Regions from separate parts of the Mus musculus genome. Here regions 1 and 3 are each linked to region 2. A link is a loop called in an ENCODE intact Hi-C map of the cell type or tissue named here. Cell type or tissue: heart. All regions are shown on one strand.

Evidence for each region. A loop is a pair of places that touch in the nucleus more often than their neighbours do. Peaks named below come from ENCODE experiments on the same cell type or tissue, not always from the same donor. Only the 100,000 strongest peaks of a DNase experiment are listed, where the experiment ranks them.
Region 1: a loop joins it to region 2, with 1.8 times the contacts of the local background. A loop is called at or near these places in 2 of 42 quality-filtered maps.
Region 3: a loop joins it to region 2, with 2.2 times the contacts of the local background. A loop is called at or near these places in 2 of 42 quality-filtered maps.

Annotation. Positions count from the first base shown.
Region 1 is chr1:38,365,069-38,373,068 of GRCm38, forward strand. All of the region lies in intron 5 of Aff3 (AF4/FMR2 family, member 3), which reads right to left. Among named protein-coding and RNA genes, the nearest start is that of Gm16150, 150 kb to the left of the region's middle. In heart, a CTCF peak has its summit at 3,975; no DNase peak of the experiment used is centred here.
Region 2 is chr1:38,238,815-38,246,814 of GRCm38, forward strand. All of the region lies in intron 10 of Aff3 (AF4/FMR2 family, member 3), which reads right to left. Gm16150 (a long non-coding RNA gene) reads left to right here. Exons shown (of 4, transcript XR_865363.3): 1 at 1-1,153; 2 at 6,763-6,895; 3 at 7,255-7,308; 4 at 7,635-8,000. Among named protein-coding and RNA genes, the nearest start is that of Gm16150, 24 kb to the left of the region's middle. In heart, no CTCF peak of the experiment used is centred here; DNase peaks (open chromatin) are centred at 1,947, 2,237, 2,647, 3,197 and 1 weaker place; H3K27ac peaks cover 214 bases.
Region 3 is chr1:38,317,746-38,325,745 of GRCm38, forward strand. It overlaps Aff3 (AF4/FMR2 family, member 3), which reads right to left. Exons shown (of 22, transcript NM_001290814.1): 8 at 2,367-2,418. Among named protein-coding and RNA genes, the nearest start is that of Gm16150, 100 kb to the left of the region's middle. In heart, a CTCF peak has its summit at 1,066 (motif pointing right); a DNase peak (open chromatin) is centred at 4,296.

The sequences.
Region 1 (8,000 bases), 130 kb after region 2:
CCGGCACCCAAGGTCACCGTGGAACATTCACCGGGTCTTGGGATCTGTGTGTCTATTTCTGAATAAAAAAAAATCTCTGTCAAACTCACGCACGCTCTGAGTTTGGAGGAGCATCCACAGGGCCTGCAGAAATCATAGCACTGAACCGAGATGCTTAGCCCAGACCTGGGACTTCCTCTCCATGGGATCCATAAAGAAACCAGAGCAAAGGGTGACCCTTAGGCAAAGGAAGCGTTGTGTGCTCCTTTATCACTGAATATGGGAGGCAAAGGCAGGCGGATTTCTGAGTTCGAGGCCAGCCTGGTCTACAGAGTGAGTTCCAGGACAGCCAGGGCTACACAGAGAAACCCTGTCTCGAAACAAACAAACAAACAAACAAACAAAACCAAAAAGATTTTAACACAGGAACAATTTTCTTTTGTTGAATAATGTGGGCTTCAATGCTCTTAGCCACTTTTTGTTGGGGATGGAGAGTAAGAAACATAAGACAGATATAACGGTCCTAAAACCTAGCCCAGGTTCTTCAGGCTGCCCTTCTTATCGAAGGTACCAGAGTTTACACATTTGTAAAAATGTGACAAGAAATCTGTGTTTTCTTCTTTGCAAATTTGTTATTGCTGTTTTCTTTCTTTCTTTCTTTCTTTCTTTCTTTCTTTCTTTCTTTCTTTCTTCCTTCCTTCCTTCCTTCCTTCCTTCCCTCCCTCCCTCCCTCCCTCCCTCCCTCCCTCCCTCCCTCCCTCCCTCTTTCTTTCTTTCTTTCTTTCTTTCTTTCTTTCTTTCTTTCTTTCTTTCTTTCTTTCATTCTTCATTCCTCAATTTAGCCTCGCAGTTACTTATTAAGACAATATGAAATGTAGTCTCCTGGGCCGTATCTTGAGTGTTTATGCACAGTGGTCTCTGCTTAGGTTTAAGTATCTTATTCTCCTTTATGGACCTGCCTTTACCATGGCAGCCAAGGTTGTTAAGGGCATACGGTGCCCAACTTGTAAGTCACACTTTATCATATGGATGAAGTCCAGGAAAGCACTGTAGCATCCAGAGCCACGGAAAAGGCAGGATCAGGGTGAGCTCAGGAGGCTGAAGGCCCTGTATTGACTTTCTTGCTTTTTGTCAGCTTGGGGCTATTTCATGCCTTTTTCTAATCTACAGGAGACTGCGTAATAGGAAGCCTGTGTGGGGAATTACATTTGTGGAGTCGCAGTGAGATTTCACATGGATATGCTGGTACTACATTCAAACTAAATGACCAACCCTAAATTTGAAACACACCATCAAGGTAAGATTTATGTAGATAGCTCTGGCCCAAACACTATCTCCAAACCTCTAAAAAATTAGCTGTCAAGGTTAAAATTCCTAAACACGGAAGATCCAGCCTTACTCTCTCCTTTCCCTCTTTGCTTTTACAATGGAATCTTATCAGAGGGCCCAGGGCGGCAATAAAATGGGGGATATTTTTAATTCTCTTCCATGTTCCAGCAGATCTTTAAAAGTCACACAAAGCAGAGTGGGATGAAAGGCTTTCCTGCTCGCTCTTGTTCTCCTGAATCCATGGGAAAACCTCAGGAGGCTTCCAAGTCTTCCCATGAGCTCCAGCAATTCCTGGGGACGGGATCTATGTAAGCTTTCCAGTTATCTATGAAGAACTGAGGTTTTGGAACAAGGCACCCCATTTGCATAGTCTCTGACCAACCTCCCACGGATTTCCTCAGGGATTTCTACCTCAGCTTTGCACACTCTGTGCACAGCACTGATGTCTGTGCCAAGGCACGGGTGGGACTCAAACTCCTTAACTCACCCGGAGTGTTTGGAATCATTTCTGTCAGTTTTGCTCAGTGCCTTGGAAAAGTTATCTCCTGTCCAAGGCTCTGTTTCCTCACATGTAAATGAGGACAGATAATAGAGCGATAATAGAGAGGCAGTAATGGCGTTCTCCTGAAATGCTACCATATACTGCAGATTGGATATGATTCATGAGATGGCTGGTCCCATGAGATGTCAATCCTAACACACACACACACACACACACACACACACACACACACACACACCAGTGCAGCAATTCACTGTTCTGCAGGCCCCACCCACCCTTTGCCCTTGACTTTGGTGATCCATGGTCAACTGCAATCTGAATCTATCAATAGAGAATTCTAAAGACAAATGATTCCTAAGTTCTTCAGAAGTTTTATTATAGTATAATTGCTCTATTTCATCATCAATATGGTTAATCCCTTGCCATGCCTAATTTATGAACCCAATTTTATCTTAGGTATGTATCATTAAGACAAAACCAGGATATCTAGGGTTTGAAGCTATTAGGCAAAGTTTTGAAGATACTCCTCATGAAAATGGTGGCCTACATGATTGTGATTACTTCAATTATAGGTTGACAAAGTCCTAAAGCTACGGAGAGAGTCCTGAGAACTCAGCTAGAGTAACAGGCCAACTTTAAAGCAACAACAGGGTTTTCAGACCAGCATTTCCCACATCCTTTGTCTTTGTTCAGCAGATTGCTGTAGTGGGGAATCAGCCAGCCGATAACCATGGCTGCCCAGATGCCAGGGGCATGTAGCCACTCAACGGAATAGACACCGAGCTGCTTTATGACGCAGTGCTATAAAGCCAAAGCCAGATAATGAAAAAATAAACCAGAACCTCGAATTAATCCTTCCATTCCAATTTGCTATAAAATATTTAGAGGATTCAGGCTGGTTTTAGGGTGGGACTCAACCTGCCATGGAACTCTGTCGAACTCGCACCGCAATGGCCGGGTTCCCGCCACGCCATCTGTTCCTGACACTTGGTCTCGTTAGTACGACTGCTTTTATTGATACACACAGCCATGCTCCTCATACCATCTTAGCTAGGCATTATTTATTGTATCCATATATACAACAATATTAACACAGTCAAGCACCAGGATGGGTACTTGAGGGCATCATTAAAATCAGCAGTGTTCAGTTCAAGATTTAATGATGATTTAATAGTATTAAATGAGGAAAAAAGGGCCCTTGGCCTTTCCATTCTCATTTAAAAACATATAAAAGAGCAGTAATTCAGGCAGTTACACTTCTCTCAAAGATTTTGCTCTAAATCACAGATGGCAAGGAGAGGCCATGGCCGGGTGCTGGCTCACACCCCACTCACTCTGACCGAAGCCAGAAGTGCTTTGTTGGGTCATGATTAGCAAAATGCTTGCAAACTCAACCCTTACATCAGAGTCCGGTCAGCACTAGGCTGAAGGACAGAGGTAAAGGACAAGGGAAAGGTGATGTGGGGTTCTCCCAAGGCTGCCCCGTGCAGACAGCCATCCTCCCTCACAAGGCACTGACACCAACGTGCATCTGAACATGCTGTGGGAAGGAAGTATTCTGCTCTGTCTGCAGGGAAAACCTTGTGGCTTTGCTCCTTGGCTCCCAGGGCTTCAAGGCAACATGTTTTGCACACTCAGCTCCCGCTTGCTCTTGCTGTCCACAGACAGGCCACACATCTCTGTTGCAGAAACAAATCATTTAGCAATTCTCTGGGATGTGCAACCTGCAGAGGAAGACTACACAGTTCTCTCTAGACACCATTAGGCTGGGTTTCAAAGTTGGGTGGAGGCTGTTTTGGCAGAAGAGAAATAACCCTGGAGTTCAGTGGGAGGTGAGGCAGCCTGTTTGCTTAGTTATGGACCAGCTCTGCTCCTGCCAGCCCCTGAATTCACTCCCTATCTCTAAGCTTCCTCCTGGACCCATCCCAGATTTTCTGTAATTAGAAGACAGAACAAGACTAGATTACATTTATAAAATGTCCTTCCTTTAAAAGGCTTGCCATAACTTCTGTAAGAAGTTGTTGCCAATTAGGTGACTGGTAATGTCTGCATTTCTACAGACTGTAAAAAGCAAGCAAATATCATCAGAACAAAATGGCTAACCTCTCTCAGAACCAGGACCAGGCCAATCTCAAACTATCTCGTGTGTTAGCCTGCACGAGTGCCACCTATCTGGCATGAGGAGAAAGTGATAGTGAGCATGGGCAGGGTGTGTCAGGGGAAGCCTTCACTGTATGAGGAGGGACACTGCTTGCAGGACATGTCCCACTGCTAACAGAATCTTTCCCATACTTTCTCAAGGCCTGCTGGAAAAGGAAACAACCATAGCAGAGGCAAATTAGCTGAGAGCTACAAAATGATGCTCTCTGCATTTTAAAGCACATTACAGAATCTGTCAACTACTTCCAACAATGAAGGCGATGTAGAGCCAGCCAAAATTACACAGGCATGGACTCTAGTGATGATACCTAAATTAGACCGTGGATGGCGGCTCCTGCAAAAATAAATGCAAAGTGATTGCTCATCAGAAAACCCACACGCTCCCGTGCAGACCTCTCCCGCCTGTGATAAATTCTTCCATCAAAATGACTACTCAAGCATTTACCAACTGCCCTCGAAATACTGCAAGTTGATGTTTCTCATCTGAAAACGTGTACACAGCACAGAAAAGGGAGGGAGTTTTACAGCAACACCAGAGTCTTGAAGCTTGTATGGTAAAGGCAGGGCCTCAAGAAGTTTTACAACCTGGTGGAGAACTATGTGGTAACTACTGTTACGACTGCAATCAATTTGCAACAATTTGCTAACAAGGCTACCTTACACTACCCAAACCACATAGGAGCAGTGCTTTGAAGTTTTGAATGAAAGACACAGAACCTCTGGATGGATGAGATCTGAATTCCCTTTACCCAGTGAAGGGGTTCATAGACACATCTGTGGTGACTCTCCTAAAGAGCACTGTTCGCTTTTGTAACTTAAGCAATGATATCCATTAAGTAGCTACTGAATTTGACAAACTGTCTCAACTCTGGGAAACATTTTACTAGTCACAGCTAAAGAGATACTATTTGCCGTCTTAGTGGGTAAAGGTCAAAGGTGCTGCCACAATCTTACAGTCCCTGGAATTGTCCCTGCAGCAGGAAATTACCTAAACTCAAAATGTTAATAGCGTCAAGGCTGACTCCTTGATAGACACATGAGCCAGCAGTTCTGTTTAGCGTAGATAAATGAAAACATACAACTATGCGAAGATTTGCACACAACAGCAGATTTACAAAGCCTGAAAGTGAAAACTCAGACTATCCTTTGACAAACAAATAATGGAGAAGCCTATTATTGGTAGACACATTCAATGGGATCCTTCTTAACATTAAAAAGGATGGACCAAGATATGAGCAACACAGATGAACCTCAAAAACATTTTCACACACCAAGGAAGCAGGGCCCAAAGATTATATCTTGCTTGAACTTAGACAGCTAACATCTGGGATCGGCCTTCGAAACTCATCTGTGGTGCCGGAGCCTAAGACAGCGAACCTGTTGATGAAGTTCGTCTTTCGAAGGTTTCTCCTTTCCTGTTCTGAACCTTGTGTCTATACTTTCCACACACTTGTGTGAACTGAATGTGACAGGCATGCTGTCAGCAAGCCCTGCATACACTTCAATTTCTCTGGTTTCTTTTTTGAATTATGCAGAATCATGGGACTGAACCTTCCAACACTGGGAGTTTCCCAGTCATCTCTTTCCTTTTTGTTTCCGAGTTAATATCATTTTGACCAGAGAACATATTTTTCTGTTCTTCAGAACCTTCTAATGTAGGGAGGTGTGTTGTGAACACCAAACAGTCTAGTTTACCAATTGTGCCATGCATACTTGACAAAAACCACTGAGTGCTGAACTGCCCAATGGGATGTGCTAAGGTCGCTCAATGAAGCCACTAACCTGCTGCTACTGGGTGCAGGGCTCATCATGTCAACTCCTTTGCTTGAGATTTAAGGTCTTCTGTGATCCTACTAAAAATTTTTTTTTTTCTGTCAACGATGAGAAAAGAATACTGAAATCTCCAACTAAAACTGCCAGGTTGTTTCTCTTGCTATTTCTACAGTTTATACCATGTCATAAAAGGTTCCTTTATTTTATGAAAGGTTTATAAAGGTTGTTACATAATTCCAATGACTGGTTACACAATTCTTATTATTTTAAACTTTTCCTCCAAATTCCTGACAATATTTGTCTTGGATTCAATTATAAAGACAACGCCTTCCATCCTCGTTTTCTTTAGATTAGCATGTGCATGAAGTTTTAAGTCTTTTGCTTTGGAAACCTTGATTTATTTTCAAAGCATATAGGCAGCATACTGTCTGCCTCTGAATTGTTATAGCCACTTTAATAACCTTAAACTTTTAAGTAGTGCCTAGATAAGCTTTTCTTTAAAGTAATTATAAAATGATAGAATGTAAGCTTACTTCTTTGATATTGGTTTACATTTTTTTCTCCGAGTTCTCTGTCTTCTTTTTAGGGTCAGCCTGATCGCTCTTTCCTATACATTTTCTAGGTTTCTGGCTGATCTGCTGTCCTGCTGATTTCCCTGGGTGTCCCTATGGTGACTTCGCACATTCTGTGTGCCCTAAGTAGAAGCACAAACCTGTGTGCGGACAGCTTTAGAACTCTCGTGACTTCAGTTCTCTCCCCTCAGCCGTGGCTTCCTCTCTTTTTGCTCTAGGCTATCGGTTATTTAAAATAAAATTAAAACTAGGAAAAATAACATTCACCATTTCCAGAATGTTCATTTTATGGAGACACAGTTTCCATTCGCCCCGACTAATGTACGACAATTCTTATTTATTTTGTTCCATTTGTTTCAATGAATTTTCTTGTTATTTGTAGATGAACTAATTTGCATTTATTTTTGAAAGCTGTTTTTGATGGGTTTAGATGTCTAGGGTTTTCTTTCCTACTTCAAACATACAGCCCACTATACCACTGTTTGTATCATATCCAACAACAACAGCAACAAAAACAACAACAACCAAACCTGCTTTTCTCTAGATTTTCCTATCAGTGGTATTTGCAATTTACAATTTTTAACTCATATTAATTGCATTTTGGTCATCTTGCTTCTTGCTTTTGTTTTGCTGAACTGTATTTTTTCAGTCTTCGAACCCTCCCATCCCCTCCTAGCCCAATGGTACTAAGGAATGGCAGTGCATTAGTGCACCCATAGAGTACATTTAGAATGTCAAATTAGGTATTTTCTTAGCTCTAAAGATCTGCTTTGTAGAAATTTAATGGCCTTCACTGCTCTGTGCATCTAACCTTTTATATGGAGGAGAATACTCTAGCCCACGGTGAAGCTTTAGCCCATCATTTTTTTTCTTCCATTTCTGTTTATCTTCTCATTGGCCAGTTCTCTTTTTGTGATGGGTCACAGGCTTGGTCTTCTTGTCTGTCAGCATTCGGGTTGCCCACTTACTAATACCATGGGTGCTAGGCTGGTAAACCCCTTTTTTCTTTAGGTATTGATGAAGTTGGGAAAATTAGTTTACTTGTAGAGTAGGGTGCTCTTTTTACATTTTTTGATGAATTTCTGTAGCATAAAAGGTAATGTTCTGATTATGTCATCCTCATATATACATATCCAGTTGTTAACTTATACCTTATACTTCAGTTTGTTAGGGTGGAACCAATCCCTTGACTCTTGGGTGTTTTAGCTCCTTTGCAAGTCTGCTGTAGGTTTTTAATGAGGTCTTTCCATTACAGCCTGTGAAAATTTAAATGTACCTCTGCTGTATTTTAGTACTGGGAATTACTTAGCTCGTGGCTTCATGGTAATATTTTACTTCTAGGGCCTATGGAATTTTACATTTTGCATGCAAGGATTAGCACTCAGACAGATAGAAGGACCCCCACCCCCATCCCCACCACACACATACCATGTAGACTTTTTGGCTCTTCCTGTGAACACTGTCATTTTGTCTCCTGTTGTCAATCCCAGCTACCTAGGTCTTTCCAAACTCTTGCTCTATTTCTTTTCAACCCAGACCAACTTCAAGGTTCTGCTTGGACCTGTCCCTGCGTACCACAGCCCAGAGTCATCTCAGGCGACTGTCGGGAGTCAGGCAGTTCATTTCCCTTCACAGGATCATGAGTCTGAACGGACTGTGGTCTGATAACTAAACCCAGCGACTTC
Region 2 (8,000 bases):
ACAGTACTAGAGGACAGTTTTTTTTTTTTTTTTTTTTTTTTTTTTTTTGTTGTTTGTTTTTAAACTTGAGAAGTCATCATACTTCAGCAGTCGTACCACTGGGAATGTCACAGTCAAGGCACGAGGGCTCCGATTTCTCTACAGCCTTGCCAACAGTTGGTGCACGTTTTGAAAAACCAAGCACTCCTCATGCTGTGTCATCTCACACTGGTTTACCCAGCAGAGGAGATGCCGTCTTAAACTTACACGAGAGCAGAGGCATGAGTCTGGGTGCACGGAGTTACATGTGGCTACTACATCTTTCAGAACCACAGAAGCCAAGGGTGCTGAGCTTCATGAGACACACACACCACAGTCTCCGGAGGGATCCAGGTCCAGTTCTTGTCTATCATTTGCCAGCTCCTGATCTCCTTGACTGCTGCTACCTTTAAGTAAGGAAAACATGCTGGACAGTCTCCAGGTAACCAATATGGCTTCAGTTGGAAGATTAAAGTCTCCCTGGAGGTGGGGCTTAAATGAGCTGGAGCTTCATGTAATTAAGAGAATTCTGGATGGAAATAGCCAGTTTAGTGACTTCTTTTCCACGACGCTATTTACTATGACTGCTACTTTGAACCTTCTCTAATTACTTATAGTTAGGTTGCTCCTAGCTTGGAGGTAAAGAATTAAGAGCAGAGGAGGAGCAGGTGCTCGACTCTGCCTTTTATCGCCAGTTAAGACTAAGCTGTTTAGGTGGTGCTGCTAGGTAGCGGCCCTGTTACTAGGAAACAAGTTTTGGTCAGCTTTAGCTTTACAAAGCTCACCCCTACGCAGGCACGCACGCAGGCACGCACGCAGGCACGCACGCACGCACGCACAATAATCTCTCCCAATGTCTGCAACACTGTTGCAAGGTGGACAGAGGGAGTTGCTACTCTTCCCTCTGACAAAGCTCTCTTCCCCCTCCAATAATCTCTCGCAATGTCTGACACACTGTTGCAAGGTGGACAGAGGGAGTTGCGACCTTCCCCTCTGCCAGGGCGGGAAAAGCCACCGAGAAATCAAGTCAGTCATCAGTATCCAGGCTACACATCAGGCTGTGCCGGATGTGCCCAGATTTGACGTGTATTTCCTGAAACTTGTCACCTGTGGAAAGCTGCTTGATCTCACAGGGGTGAGTACCACCGAAGGACAAGTGTGGATGGATGGCCAAAAAAGGAGGGCTGACTATGGGAAGGGTATCTAAGCTGAAGCTTGGGAAGGTTTCCAAGTAGGTTGGAGGAAGTGGCAGGATGGAGTCAGGGAAGGGAAAGCATTCCAGGCTGAAGGAATACGGTGTGTGTGTGTGTGTGTGTGTGTGTGTGTGTGTGTGTGTGGCTACGTATGAAAGAATGAATAGTTCTGTGGCTAAATCACAAAATGGGCCTATGACAGAGCCAAGGCTTGAAAGGGACCTAGGAAACAATGTTGGCTGAGCTCTTATTACTGACCTGAGATATCCAAGGAGCTATGGGGTTTCCACCACTCTGAAGCTTCGCCTCATTTTGCTAGGGCAAGAAAGTTGGCATGGCTGGTCTCCAAAGCAATGATACATGGGTGTGTGCACATTTAGAAAACATGATGTATATTTGAATACAATTTCTTTCCTTTCAGAGTACCAGTGAATAGATCCTAGGTCTCCAGCCAGCTGGAAGAAGAAAATTCTCCAAGGAATAGAAATCTTAGGAAACAGTACTGGCTTGCATCTTCTTCCTCCCCTATCTAAATCTGTCTGAGTCCAACCAATTCCCCTTTCAAATGCTTCGTCATCTTCTACTTTAAGCTTAGAGCATGGGAAGATAGCTGACATTCCTGCACCTGCTTGCTTGGATGTAACAAGGCTAGGAGAGGCACGTTGTACCACATAAATCTCCAGCTGACTATATCTTCTGGGGCAGAGAATGGAGCAGCCCTCGTCCCCGTGTGAAGCACCCAGGCATGTGTTGTGTGTGATTCAAGGAGAGCTGAAATATGCATTGTTTTAAGAGATTAAGTAGGGTGGAGAGGAACCCGAACCCCGGGCAACCAGCCTGTGGTGAGGCAGACCTTCCCAGTCCAGGGCCACATATCCCCTGCAAACTGTGGACCCAGTAGGCACCACCCCTTTCTGTGTCCATTAACTTTGGGTGGCAAGTGACTCAACAATTTGAAGCTTCAGTTTCCCATATGCAAGATTTGGACACTAATGCATGCCGCAGAAGGCTGTCTGTTGATGACATGGCATGGTGACAGGAAGGTGCCCACGCATAGGCCCTGAGACATTCAGCCAGTATGGCCCCCCAGGAGGTCAGAGGTAACCTACCATCCAGAGAGGGAGAGTTAACAATGTGCTTTGTGCCCATCTTTTCTTGCACACAGGAACTCGTGTCCTTTCACAATTACATAAAATAGCTAGGACAGTGACTCAAAGAAAACCTGGCGCTCCTTCGTATGCTCTCTCCAGTGACTAACACCTCAATTTGCAGTGCTCATGGAGTGGTGTTATTTGCCTTGGCTCCTCTTAGGTCTAGGATCAGGCAAGCTGAACAGGGGAGACTTGTCTCCATTGAAAGATGAAGAGCTGTGACCTCAAGTGGCTCGCTGACTCCCTGGCTGTGAACAGGGGGAACAAAGCCAAGAAGAGGCAGTGTTGGGGAGCGGCAGGGTCTCCGACTCAGCCCAGGCAGGTCTTCAGAAAGCACTATTTGATTTGCTACACCAGGGCCAGCAAGCAGGCTGACCTGGCCTGTGATATTTAACAGGGGCCATGGCCTTGGTTAAGCAAGCCTGTTTCAACGTTTTAGCTGAACTGACTACAGTGAGCACAGTCACACTGGATTGATTCCCTCTCTCACGATGAGAGGGATAAAGAGCAGAATACTATGCAAAAGAAGACAGAATAATTGTAGTGAGTCCAAGGGGCAAGGCCGAGAAATGTACTTGGAATTTGGTAGATCAGATGGTTGTTCTAAAACATCTGGAATATACTCTGCGTGGTGTATCCTGAAGGGACATATGCTGCCCAGAGACTGTATGTTGCTTGCCAGGGTGAGGACATGATGTGGCTGCCAGACACTGGCCTAAGAACCAGCACAGGGCAGGGAGCTGGGCAAAGTGAGAAAGGTCAGGCTGTCCCAGCCATCGGGAGCACATTAACCTTCCCTGGCAGCAGGGCACTGTAGTGGCTCCAAATCACAGTCATCAAAGGCTAGCTAGCTAGTGCAAACAGCCAGCGCTCGGCCAAGGCTGTCTCAGCAAAGGATGAAAAAGAGCAGGTCCTTGGGAGGGGAGGACTTGGACAGGGGCAGGCCCTGAGTTCAGAGTAGCAGCTGGCTGGACAGTCAGGTCTCATGGCTGTGTGATTTTCAAGTTCAGAGAGACACTTGGCCAAAGGACAGTTCTGGAGAAGGTCCTGTGTGCCAGGCCAGTAAAGCCAGAGAAGAAGACTCTGTGGGCTTGGAGATGTAAAACAAAATCAAGCCAAAGGCACTGGGCCATGATTTAAATAAATAAACTCCCGTTATAAAGAGCTAGGTAGTTTGAGTTTTGAACAAGACACAAATGCAAACCAATGACCTCAGACTATCAAATGGCTAACATACCGTTCCAGATGTTTCTCTAACTGGCTTGCTGTGGCCCCAGCAGGTTCAGAAAACCACCTGTGCACTTAGGATGTAACATTTAAAAAGCTTTTCTTGTTAGATATATAATTGGTGAGTTGGGAAGATAGCTGAGTTGGTCAAGTGCTTGCCAGGTAAGCCTCAAGGTGTGAATTCAAATCCCAGCACCCATGCAAAAAAAGTCAGGAGTAGCTCTTATCTCAGCACCGGGGAGGCAGGGGAATCAACCCAGAGGCTGGGCAGTCAGCCAAGACAAACAGAATCCCAGGCTGGTGAGAGATTCTCATCGCTAAACAAGAGGTAGACAGCTCATGAGGTTGTCCCCTGGCCTCCACACACACGTGAACCCACACCCCCATATAATATGTTACTCTGTGGTCTCTTTTGGTTTTATCTCAATTTCCCAGAGCAAGGTCACTGAGACTGATAGCACAGGCCGAAGTTCAAGGCAGGCAGCAACTGTATGTTGCCATACTCACTAGTGGTCAGTTTAAACATTCTAAAATAACTGGCCCAGTAACTACCAATTAGTAACTCGTTCTCGGCGGGACAGTAAGTCTGTAATCAAAGCAGTTTGTCAACAAGGTACAGGCAAAAGTCTCTTTCAGAAATATATAATTGTAAAAAGTCTCTATTTTTCATTAGATAGCTGTGACACAGAAAACATGCTAATCACACAATAGCTTCCCCCCGCCCCAGCTTTTGCACTGAAGTGCCACATGTACTGTTTTGTGTCAAGTTAAATAAGAAATAAATAGGCTACAAACATTAGACATACAGAACATCCACTAGCCTTGGTTTAGAAGGGACAACCCCAAGGGTGTTAAAAGGCACAGGATATGCTGACCAAGTGACAAAGACTAAGCAAAAAATAATGTATAGGACTGGGATTTAAACTTAGCAAATGTCTGAGGATGTATTTGATAGGAAGAGGACGCAGTGTCGGATGACAATGTGTAGAAATGAGTAGTGTGGTCTAACTGCCCTGGCACTGAGGCGTGAGGACCTGGCTCCCTCTGCTCCCTTTGCACAGTCCTCAGAGCACAGTGATGCACCTGAACAAGGGTGACAATTGGTTGTGTTACTTCACAGTCACAGTGGCTGGGGGAGTAGGAGAGGGGTTGGCTCTGCTCTATCCCCAGTGCAGAAGGCTGGGGTCACTTCTAACTCTATCTGAGAATGAGGTACACAGTGCTTTGGTGGGAACCTTGGAACCTCAAACCCAGGAGAGGACACCGATCGCCTGCCCTATGGAGGAGAAAAGGCCACGTTGGTCAAAACTCTTGGAGCACCAACGCTTTCCCCAAATTCCCAACTCGACAATGCTTTCTGACTCAGTTCCTTTTCAGAGTCTGTGGTGTATATGTGTGTGTGTGTGTGTGTGTGTGTGTGGTGTGTACCCAATACAGTAAAACCAATTGTTTCTCATATACCTTACACACATATTCTGAAGGTAACTTGAGATGATGTTTTAGCCACGCACAGACCAGGTTTCCTAATAAACAATCTTCCACTTGTGGTGTTAAACCGGTGCTCCAGAAGTTCTGGTGTTAAACTGGTGCTCCAGAAGTTCTGGCTCTTGGAGCATTTTGCAACTGAGAATTTTTGGATTAGGGATCTCAGGCTGTATCTACAGAACTGTTCATTTTCTTTGTTAAGCTATAGATTTTTTAAATTACTATTATGTAAGGTCCATAATACCTATTTTAACCATTCTCCACACATCTGCTCAGTGGTATCAAGTGCAGTCATGCTGCCGCATGGACGTCATCACCACATTATTCTCTTTAAAGAAGACAAAGTTACGTCACCCATGAGCTGGGGCTCTCAGCAATTGTGGACATTAACTAAAAGCGTTAAAGCACTTTCACCCAGAGGACCCTCCTTGCTAACCCCTCCCTGGACAGACATCTGGTGGCAAGTCTGTATTAATTCTCAAGCATTCTCAAACCCACTAAACCACCGTAAAGGGCAATTAGTGGCTTTATACAATCCGTTATTTATTTACTCAGAAGACTAACTTCTTCCTTGGCTCTCTTCTGTTGTGTGAATACATGCCTGGGACCTTTTAAACTGTGTATTATTTACCTGATAGGACTCAATGGTTTCTCTGGAGCCATTTCATTTTATTGTGGAAATTAGTACTGGGTTGGGGGGAATGTTAAAGCAGAGTTCTAGACTCTCTAGCCTGTGCACTAGCCTCTTGTTAATGTCGTGTTAATGCAGCTGACTGGGCTAATAGCCACCCGAGGGCCGTGAGGGACAATTATGTGGCTTCCATCTAGAAGGGCGGGTGGAGGGTCTCCCTTTGTGAGTACTGATGGATGGATATCACAGGACCCTGTTATAGACCAGAGAGACTTAGCATTTATGGCTCTGTACATGGCCCCACACAGTGGTTTTCAAATAATGAGGATTACCTTACTCTGGGAAGAGCTTCAGTAAATGACCCAGAGGAGCCTTCCAGATAGCTGAAGTGAGAGGGTGGTAGAGACACAAGCTGAGGCCAGGTCCCCCTCAGAGGTACAAGCAGACCTCATCTAGGATCCTGGCTTTGGTGTTTTAGGAGAGAAAAAGGCTAGATCAGCGTTTAAGATGTAAACAGTAAATAAGTAAATAAATAAAGATTAGTAGAAGAAGACATCTTCCTTTGGGAGACAGAGCAGTTGAAGAAAGTGCTGCTCTGTGTCTCAGACCCCGTGGAGCTGCTTCTAGTCCCTCCCTCCCCACAGGGCAGAGCCACTCTCTGGATACCCTGAAGCCTGACCCTGTTCATACAGATAGTCCTTGTGCTCCACTCCTGGTCACGGGCACTGATGAAGTTTTCCTTCATGTCACAGCTAAAATGCCCATCGGGTCCCCTTTTCTGACTGCTCCACATACCCTACCAAGGTCACCGATTCCCCCACGGCTTGATGGGGGCTTTCCTTGCTGAAGTGGCTGAAAGCATCAGCCCTGGGGTCGGAGAGTTTGTCCCAGGGGTCTGAGATGTGGAGGGAAGTTGCTCGAGTCTATTAATAGAAAGCCAGGTGCACTCAGTAGGATTTTTAGGGACAGCAGTTTTAGGACACGAAAGGAAGTGGGATCCTATTGACGGCAGCCCCTCTGTATGGCCCTAATGTTGAATCTTTTCTTCCTTGCTGAGATGGCTGTGGTCCTCAGGATGCTGACACACAACTGTTCCAAGAGGAACACTGTGCATGCTGACACACCGGACCATCCTCTCTTTGCCGAATGCCAGGCTCCTTGGGAGTGGGAGCCACAAATGATGGATCTTGGTATGTTGATCCTTGAATGGTGCCTTACCCAGTGTTCAGGTTCAGAACTGTAAATGTTCACCAAATACGTTAGTAGACAAGAAGGGGACATTTTAAGTCTTGCCATGATACAAATCACTGCAATGAGAGTGGGGATGGGGCTACAGCTGTGGGGGTGGGGCTGCACTCATCACCTGACCTCACTTGGTGCCAGAAACTTTCTGATGAGACTGCAGGATCTTCTCCCTGTCCCTGGGTTCTTAACTTACTCTACTCTAACTTAAGCATTGAGCAGTTTACTGAGACTGTCTTGCTTACCCTTGGACTGATTTTGCTATTATTAATTGTTCAGTGTCTCTCTTGTTTTATCCATGTAATAGCTGATCATGTCGCTTGACTCTCAAGCAGGCTGGTACCTGCCTGAACTCCCAATGGTGAGTCCCTCTGCATCAACTTCTTTTCAAGGCACTCTATCACTGACATGGAGTTAGATTCAGAAAATCATTTTTTACTTTAAGCCCAGAGTTGCCTCTGTAACCACAAACCACTGGTTTGGTTCGGCATTCATTCATTCATGTATGCATGCATTCATTCATACATGTATTCATTCATTCATTCATGCACTCATGCATTCATTAATCCATGCATTCATTCACTCATTTGTGCATTCATTCATTCATATATGTATTCATTCATTCATGCATGCAGTCATATATTCATTCATTTAGCCATCCAATAATTTCTTCCCTATCCCTGCCAGGCAACCTCCCAGGGATAAAAAGATGTCTACAGCAGCAAGATCGAGGATGCGAAAGGTGGCCAAGCCTACGGTGGAGGTCTCTGACCATTTCCAAGCCAGTATCGACTGAGAGGATGGCAGAGTGTACAGTTGGACCTGTGTTTGATCACAGCTAGGCCACTTGCTTCCATGTGGCCCCTGGTTGAGTCACAACATGTACCCATGGTTTGGTTTGTTCATCGTTTTGTTTTGTTTTGTTTTAAGGTTCCACGTACCTCTCAGGACTGTTCTGAAGATTTAAAAAAAATGATACAGTTTCTAAAGAGTAACACTACCCTTTGGAGACAAACTAGAGAACAGGGGCTATAGGCTCGGCCAGTAGCGACC
Region 3 (8,000 bases), 79 kb after region 2:
GTGGGAAATGCATTTCTCTATTGGGTTAAGTCATCTAGTCTGTGATATTTTATAACAGTAGCCCATAATGGGCATGCCTCTCCAACAAAAAGTTGTTCAACGTCTTAAATTTTCCTTCCAATTCACACCCGACTTTGTCTCAAGACTATACGTTCCTAAGATAGGTTTTGACTTCACCTTTAAATACGACAGCCTTTCTGACCCTCAGATTTCTCATACATAGTGTGTCATGTGGGGAGAGTGTCCCTGCTTATACCTGTAAACTCAAATGAGGGATATATGCATATATTTGTGTATTGGGTATGCATGTGCTTGTGTATGTAAGCACAGTAAGTATATACATAGACACGAATAGGCCTATATAATATTGCATACAAAAATGTCTAAGGCACGGGAGTCTTAAGTTCCCCACCACAGTGTTCCTCTTGCCTGAGTGTAACAGAAGGTCAGGAAAGCGCTCCAAGAGACTCCAGGCCCACAGTGCCCCTCTTTTAAGAGAGCCTTGTAAACCCAGCTCTCTGTTTCCTGTGACTTGAGTGGCAACCATGACACAGACGACAGAGGAAGGTAGAGGGGGTACCGAGGAACTGATACCACCAGAGGGCTTAAACTTAATGCCTTGCATAACCTACTTAATTTTTATACATTAGAAGAAATAAGGCTCTGGGGAAGGAGCGGAAACCAACATTTCAGGGAGTGGATGTTATAGAAATATAACGGAAGGAAGAGGGGATCACTAGCAGCACGTCAAATTGCATGAGTCAGGCTGGTGTCTGGTGAGTGAGACTTTAAAATATGTAAAGTTAAGTACAACATTCTGATGGTTTCCCAACACATTTCCGATGCTCTTTTTATCTGTCTGTGAAACGAGACAGATGAAAATTTGTTAGGCATTTCAAAGACTGCTGCTTTCATAATAATCAATCCTCTTATCAAAGAATGACTGAAACACAACTAGCTTACCAACGGCTTACCCTCTAGCTGTATACATTTTTATCTAGTCCAAATGGTAAGCAAAATGACTAACTTCTTCAGAGACTCTACCCTTTCCAGTTCTTTAGAGTGCCTCCAGATGGCATTAAAACTCTTTCCCCATTATATTCTGAGGCACAATTTAAAATTAGCAACATTTAATCATTTAGGACTGTCATGTTTATTATTTCTGAGAAAACACAAGGAAAGCCATCAGAACTTTAAAGGGATATCCCGAGGAACACAACCTATAGAGATACAACATCCAGCCACTTTGTGGAAGGCAGAGCCATTCTATAGACGGAAAGAGATCTCGGACAAAATAAGAACATGACACGATACTGTAGACTATGACTGCAAATGAGGGACACTTCATGTACCACTGAGAACACTGATCCAGAAACAGAGACAATCACAAAGTCACTTCTATAATAAAACATGTTCCAGTCTTCAAAAGTAATAAAATTAAACATTTTAATGCAGAAGCCTATGATAGATCATGATTAAACAGTCAGTGTTGGTTTGTGCTTCAGTGGTGTTGAGCATTGGTATATGAGATGATGATGATGATGATAACAATAATTAATAACATTATTATTTGACACTGGGCATGGACTCAGTGGCCTGGAACTCACCAAGTAGGCTAGAATGGCTGGCTGCTGAGCCCCACGGATCTGCCTAACACTGCCTTCCCAGTGTTGGGATAATAAGCATACGCTTGTACCACATGCCCCAGCAAGTGTTTAACTGACTGAGCTCTGGTACCTGAATTAGATATCATATTAACCATTAAAAACATACTTATGTTCTTTCAAGTCTGAGGGAAAAAAGATTGTAATGTAAGAAGGAGGGACAGGTACCTTCTAAGTGTCTTTTCTCATCTTTAAAAAACGCTTTACTTAAAGACATCAATGAACTCTTGGGATCTCGGTGATATTTATAGTTGGGTTTGTCACATATTTCGGAGGTGGGACTGCGGATGGCAGGCAGGCTTTTTAAGGGACTTGGGCACTTCACAGTATGTGGCATGCAGGACAGAATGTCCCCCAAGCACATGTGAAAAGTTCTGCAAATCTTATGTCAGTGTTAAAAGTCTCCAGCCAAATTTTAAAGGGCTCATCTCCATTCTCCCCAGCACTCTCTAGTCTAATTATATTTCTACTTTATAAAGAGGAACATTTGCATTTGCAAGATCCCTTTTCTATGCTAAAGCAGGAAAAACCTCAAAATGCGTCTGTACCCGAAAGCATTTAAAAAGGCATTATCATGAAAAGAGAGATCTGTGGGCCTCCTTTCCACTCTGATTACCACTATTACACGATACTTGCACTGTTTCATTTTATAAGGCATATTAAAGAACAGTCATCTCAGAGAGGAACTGGAAAGACACTTACGAAGTGTTCGATGCGCCATTGTCTGGACTCCCTGGCTCCGCATCAGCTTTCTCTTAAAAAAACAAAAAAAAAACAAAAAACACCAACATCAGTTTCAGAGTTTTTAAGATGTAAGACTAAACATACTTCTATGCTCCTATTAACAAGCTTTCAAAGTGTGCAGCAGGAGGCTTTTAAACATCTTTTATTGTTTGAGAACCGAATGTGAAAAAAAAAAAAAAAAAAAAAAAAACGGTTTCGCTTTGGCAATACAATTGCCCAGGCACGGGGCCCTGAGAAGGTACCAAGGAGCTATTTGCAAACAAGCAGAGACATGGAGTGCAGACCGTGCCAGAAGATGAATATCTTACAATGGAATCAGTTTCTCTCCACTATGTTTTACAGAAAGTTGAAGGAAATGAACTCATTAGCGCTGCACATCCAAGGCATGCTCAACTTTGATCCCTTCTGCTAACACGAGCCAAACGGGGTCAGGCTGAATTAGAACCTGGAGAGAATTTCACAAAACCGTGATGCCATTGTCATGAGATGTTTAAGAATTTTATCCCCTGGACAACTCTGGCAGCAGGTTTTGGGGCTCCCAATAAAAGCAGAACACGATATAAACCAGAAATCCCTTCTGACCATCGGAGAGGCAAGTGAATGAACATTTCTATGCGACGTGGCTATTGGATTTAGTTTTAGGAGTTTGGAAGCAGTCCAGATTCTTTTCAAACAGGCATAAGGTAATACTTAATCCTGGACCAACGGGCAGTTTGAAATGTGCACCCTCATTTTGTAAGGAGCTCTTCTGGTTTTCTGGCAATGGAAGGGAAGGGCTGCTCATGCTATGGTATTGCTACAGAGGGCTCTACAGCGCCAACCCAACAGGAAGGGTTGAGGTGCAGGAGATAAGCCAGTGGCAGCAGCTAAGCTTCCTTACATTCATGGTAGGCCTAACACCTCCCAGCATCCTTTGCTTCTGCTTAGCCCCTTCTACCCAAACACTGGACGGTGATATCACTTGTCTTCTATCCACCCTGGCTTGTGGTCATATCGCTTTGGGAACAACCTTCTGGAATACACAATGAACTTATCTGTCCAAACTGAGCTCAAAAGCCTACTCTGTAGCTGCTTGAAGGAGATTAAACAATTTTGAGGAAGAAAAGACAAGTTATATACACAAAGCTCAGATTTAACTGTGGTGTCTATATTGTGCTAGAACACTCAGAAGAGGCAGCCAGCCACTCAGTCCAAATCCCATTCATTAAGAAGGAAAAAAAAAGCCACAATACCTACGTGACTAGTTGGTGCCCAACCCAGGTGAAACATGTTCAGATAAAAGCAAACACGACAGACTGGCTTGCTCTAACACACCGAGTTTTACATTACATTGCATCTTCTGGGCGGAACTGTGGTATGCTCATTTAGGAGACATGTAAGGACTGGTCAAGGGGCCTGTATGCTGGAAAACAACCTAATTTAGCCCTTTCCAGATTCCTATTCCCAGAACCACCACCATTCCTGCCAAAATCCCAAAATACAACCGTGGCACCTGTGTTATGTAAGATAGAATTAAAGGTTTAATGCTTATATACATGGACTCTCCTCCCTCCCCCAAGTTTAGAGAAATGGGTTACTGTTCCCAGGGAACAGCTGCCAACAGTAACACTGAGGCACCATCACAGTGGAGGATATCAGACAGGATCAGCAGTACTAGACAGTAAACATTCCCAACTGTTCCAGTCAGAAAACAGGGAATCATTAGAAGATAAAGAAAGACCTCGATCGGGCATCTCCGTGAATGTTTTACCTTGACCAATAATCCTGCCAAGGAGCCAGGCTGAGAGGATCCAGGTTGGATTGCACATGGGGTCCAGGGACTGGAGGTGTTGTGGACTGGCTTCAGCATGGGCACAAAGCCGCAGCTCATTATCTCTGCTCTTAGCAGCATTTATGTTGTGGCAACAGGGCAAACAGAAGAGGTTTGGACGAATAGGAGAGATAACATGGGGCCAAATGGGACATGCACAGGAGAAGTCCGATAGTGGGTGTTCTCGGCAACCTCGGTGCCAAAGGGACTGGCACTTTCTGGGGAGAAGCAAGGCCCAGATTGAGACAGGAATTGCAGTTTCTTTTCATTTTTCTTTTTCTTGTCTTTTTTTTTTGGGGGGGGGGGGGAGAGGGAGCATCAAGCAAATTAAACCCCCAACGTCTTTGAGAATTTAGGTGATGCAATTTCTGAAGTCAATTTGAAATGTTCAGGGCACGAGCTACTGAGAATCATCACCGCTTCAACCAGGCCTCCAGGGAAAGCGACAAAGGGCAGTCAGAAAGCCTCAGGATCAGGAGTTTGCAGGTGGCTGCTTGTGCCCCACAGAAAGGACTCATGGGAGTCACCTTACATTAGCTCTTGGATGCCACCACTCTCTTTGGGGGGGAATCTGCATTGCTCATTAAAAAGTAAGGCAGAAGATGTACAGGTCGGTCATTTTGCACAGGGGAATAGAATTTCAGAGAGGAAAGAGGGAAATGAGTCACAGAAAGCATCGTGCAGATATCTGTGAAAATGCATCCGGATATATGCAAATGTATATAAAGATATTAATCTATCTATCACGTGTGTGTGTGTGTGTGTGTGTGTGTGTGTGTGTGCCCCATGAGGGTGAGGCATGCATACCATAGCAAGTATGTCTGAGGACAATCTCTGGGAGTTGGTTCTCTCCTATCATCTCGGTTGTATGGTAGATCTCAGGCACTGAATACAGGTCACCAGGCTTGGTAAGAAACACTTTTATTCACTGAGTCATCTATCTATCTATCTATCTATCTATCTATCTATCCATCCATCCATCTATCATCTATCTACCTACCTATTATCTATAATCTATGCATCTATTAACTATAATCTCTCTATTATCTAGATTATCTATACACATAGATAGTCTATTATCTACAGATTATCTATGTCTATAGATAATCTCTATGTATCTATTACTTATAGATATTATCTATGAATCTACTATCTATAATCTGTTATCTATAGATTATTTCTCTATCATTTCTATATATCTTCCTTCCTTCTCCACTGATCCACCCACCTATCATATATTATGTATGTATGATACACGTTTTCAGTGTCACAAATGCCTTCTGATGCAGTCACTAAAATGGAAGTAAATGGGCCGAGTGCAGCTTAGAACTTTTAAGGTACAGTCACTATAGAGATGGGTAGAGTTGAGGCATGAAACAGATCGATCACCCAGCGGGTCATTTAAAACATGATAAAGCTTCCTTTATAAGTGATTACACACACTGAGGGCTCCTGTGTGCCTGGTATTCTGCCTGGTAGAGGTAAAGATAAAAAATAATCTGATTCCCATTCCTTTCGAGATAGCGAGTGCCCTGCTGGGTTTCATGGGAACAACCTTCCTGACAAAGAAGAGTTTGGAAAGGGAACCAAATCGACCCGTGGAGTCCATGGCTTTCTATGCCCTGTTGTTGTTCTGGTTTGATGTCTTAGCTTTTTATTTTGGACATGTAGTCGGCTGGAGAGGGAGGAAGGGAAGGTCTGAGAGGACTGGGGGTGGGGCAGGATGAAAACGCTCAAAACACACTGTATGAAAAGTTTAAAAATAATGAAAAAGCACAATATACAGCAAATGCCAGCGGGTGAGCGGCATCTAGCAAGACTGTGATAAACTGTGCCTTGGTTTTGAATTTTTTAACTGAAATGTTACCAAAATTACTAAAATACTGGAAAAGGTTCGCACCCCCACCCCAATAGACACGCAGTATGCTGAGATTTCTCTCAAAAGAAGACTCAGCCATCCTGTGACACTTCCCACAATTGTAGTCACGTGTAGTTCAAGTGCATTTGGGCAAGCAGCAGTGACTTCACCCGCTTCTGTTACTTGTTACCCTGCAATTACTACTCTAAACAATGTATCTGCCTTAGATAACATCTACTCCCATTCATGTAATAAACTCTCCCTCCGTAATTTTCCCTAATTCAGTCTTTACTTTTAGCATTTCGTGTATGTATTCATGACTGTAAGTATATTTAATCTTTAATTTCTCACATTAAAAACAAAGTCAAAGATTTATCTCCTCCAAAGAAAAGACAGAACATAATCTTCTACTTCTTGACTAATCTGCTTCTTTTAAGAATAATTCTGTGTTTTTATTTCATGTGTGTGAATGTTTTGCCTGCTTGCACATCTGTGCATCAAAGGAGTGAGGTGGCTCTAGGGAAAAGTGCATCAGCTCTCTTGGAAGTGGATAAGGACAGTTGTTAGCTGCTGCGTGGGTGCTGGGAACAAGCAAGTGTTCTTACGGCTGAGCCCCCTCCGCAGCTCCTCAGCTTCTGTTTTTATACAAAGCACATTGAGGAGGCTCACTCACGGCTCCTTTCCTCCCTCCCTTTCTTTCTCAGCTCTAAGCAGCTAGATCTCTCCTTTTACGCTGTTAAAATTTAAAATAGTCATATTCTGTTCAATCATAATCATTAACAAACCACCGTTGTTAATACAAATTAAGGAATTATTGGATTTGCTTATAGGTCAATTAGAGAAATTACAAAGCAATCATGAGCACTTAGAGTCTAATATGAGTATTAGATAATAACGAACAGGGCAGTGAGGGCTGACCCATGCAGAAGGAGGTCAACGCTTGCGAATTTGTGCCAAATGCTTGTCACTCTTTCATTCCACTGCTCCATGGGTCAGTTATGCTCAAGTAAAGGCCAGGCCAATCTTCCTAAAAGATTGCTAAACAGTATGTGAATTTACTTTATTTAATTTATGTGAATTAATGCACATAAAATGCATAGGTAAATGATTTGGGAACAGTAAAAAGTTTTTAAAAATTAAAATGAACTATGGAAACACCTTCCAGGTGGGAAACAAACAGTAACGAATGGTCTAGATCCTCCAGAGGGCCTCCAGTGGGTTCAATCCTCTTTCCTGACCTGCTGTCAAGTAGCTAGAAAGAAGATTCTAGTTCAACCTTCCTGCTCCTTTCTGGATAGATAGACCACCAGGGACACATTCCCTGGTCATTGCGGTTTCTCACTTTATACGAATGGAACTGTACTGCAGTTCCATGGTCCTCTGAGTCTTGCTGTTGACGCTCAAGAGCAGGCTTCTTATAATCGGCCACCAGGATGTGCATAGCCTCTTGCTACAGAGGTGTTCTGTGAGCTTCTGACCTACAGTATTAGCCTCAGTGGGACTCCAGTTCCCATGGACTCATGGTCCGTCACCCACCTTCCCTGGCTACTTTCATTATGAAGCTTTGCTTTCAATACTGATACAACAAGGTTCAAACTTCGTTCTGCCTGTAAAGTCTTACCACACTCATCTTTTGCTCTATAAATTCGAGGCCCAGCTTGCAGACTTCCATATATGCGGAAGTTTGAAACTTGATGGGCACTGTACCGAATCTACAGTTCAATGTGTAAAGAATGCTAACCTGTACCTTCAAATGCCCATCCCTGATGCTAGGTCACCTGTAATGTTTCTCAATAGTTTGTTAAAACTTCTTAATTAATTCTAATCATCCATCTGTGGGGTTTTCAGTGTTCTATCAATATATTGATGATCGCACCGCTCCGGGAAATAAGTTCGGGGATTTGCACCCTAATGAACACTTTTC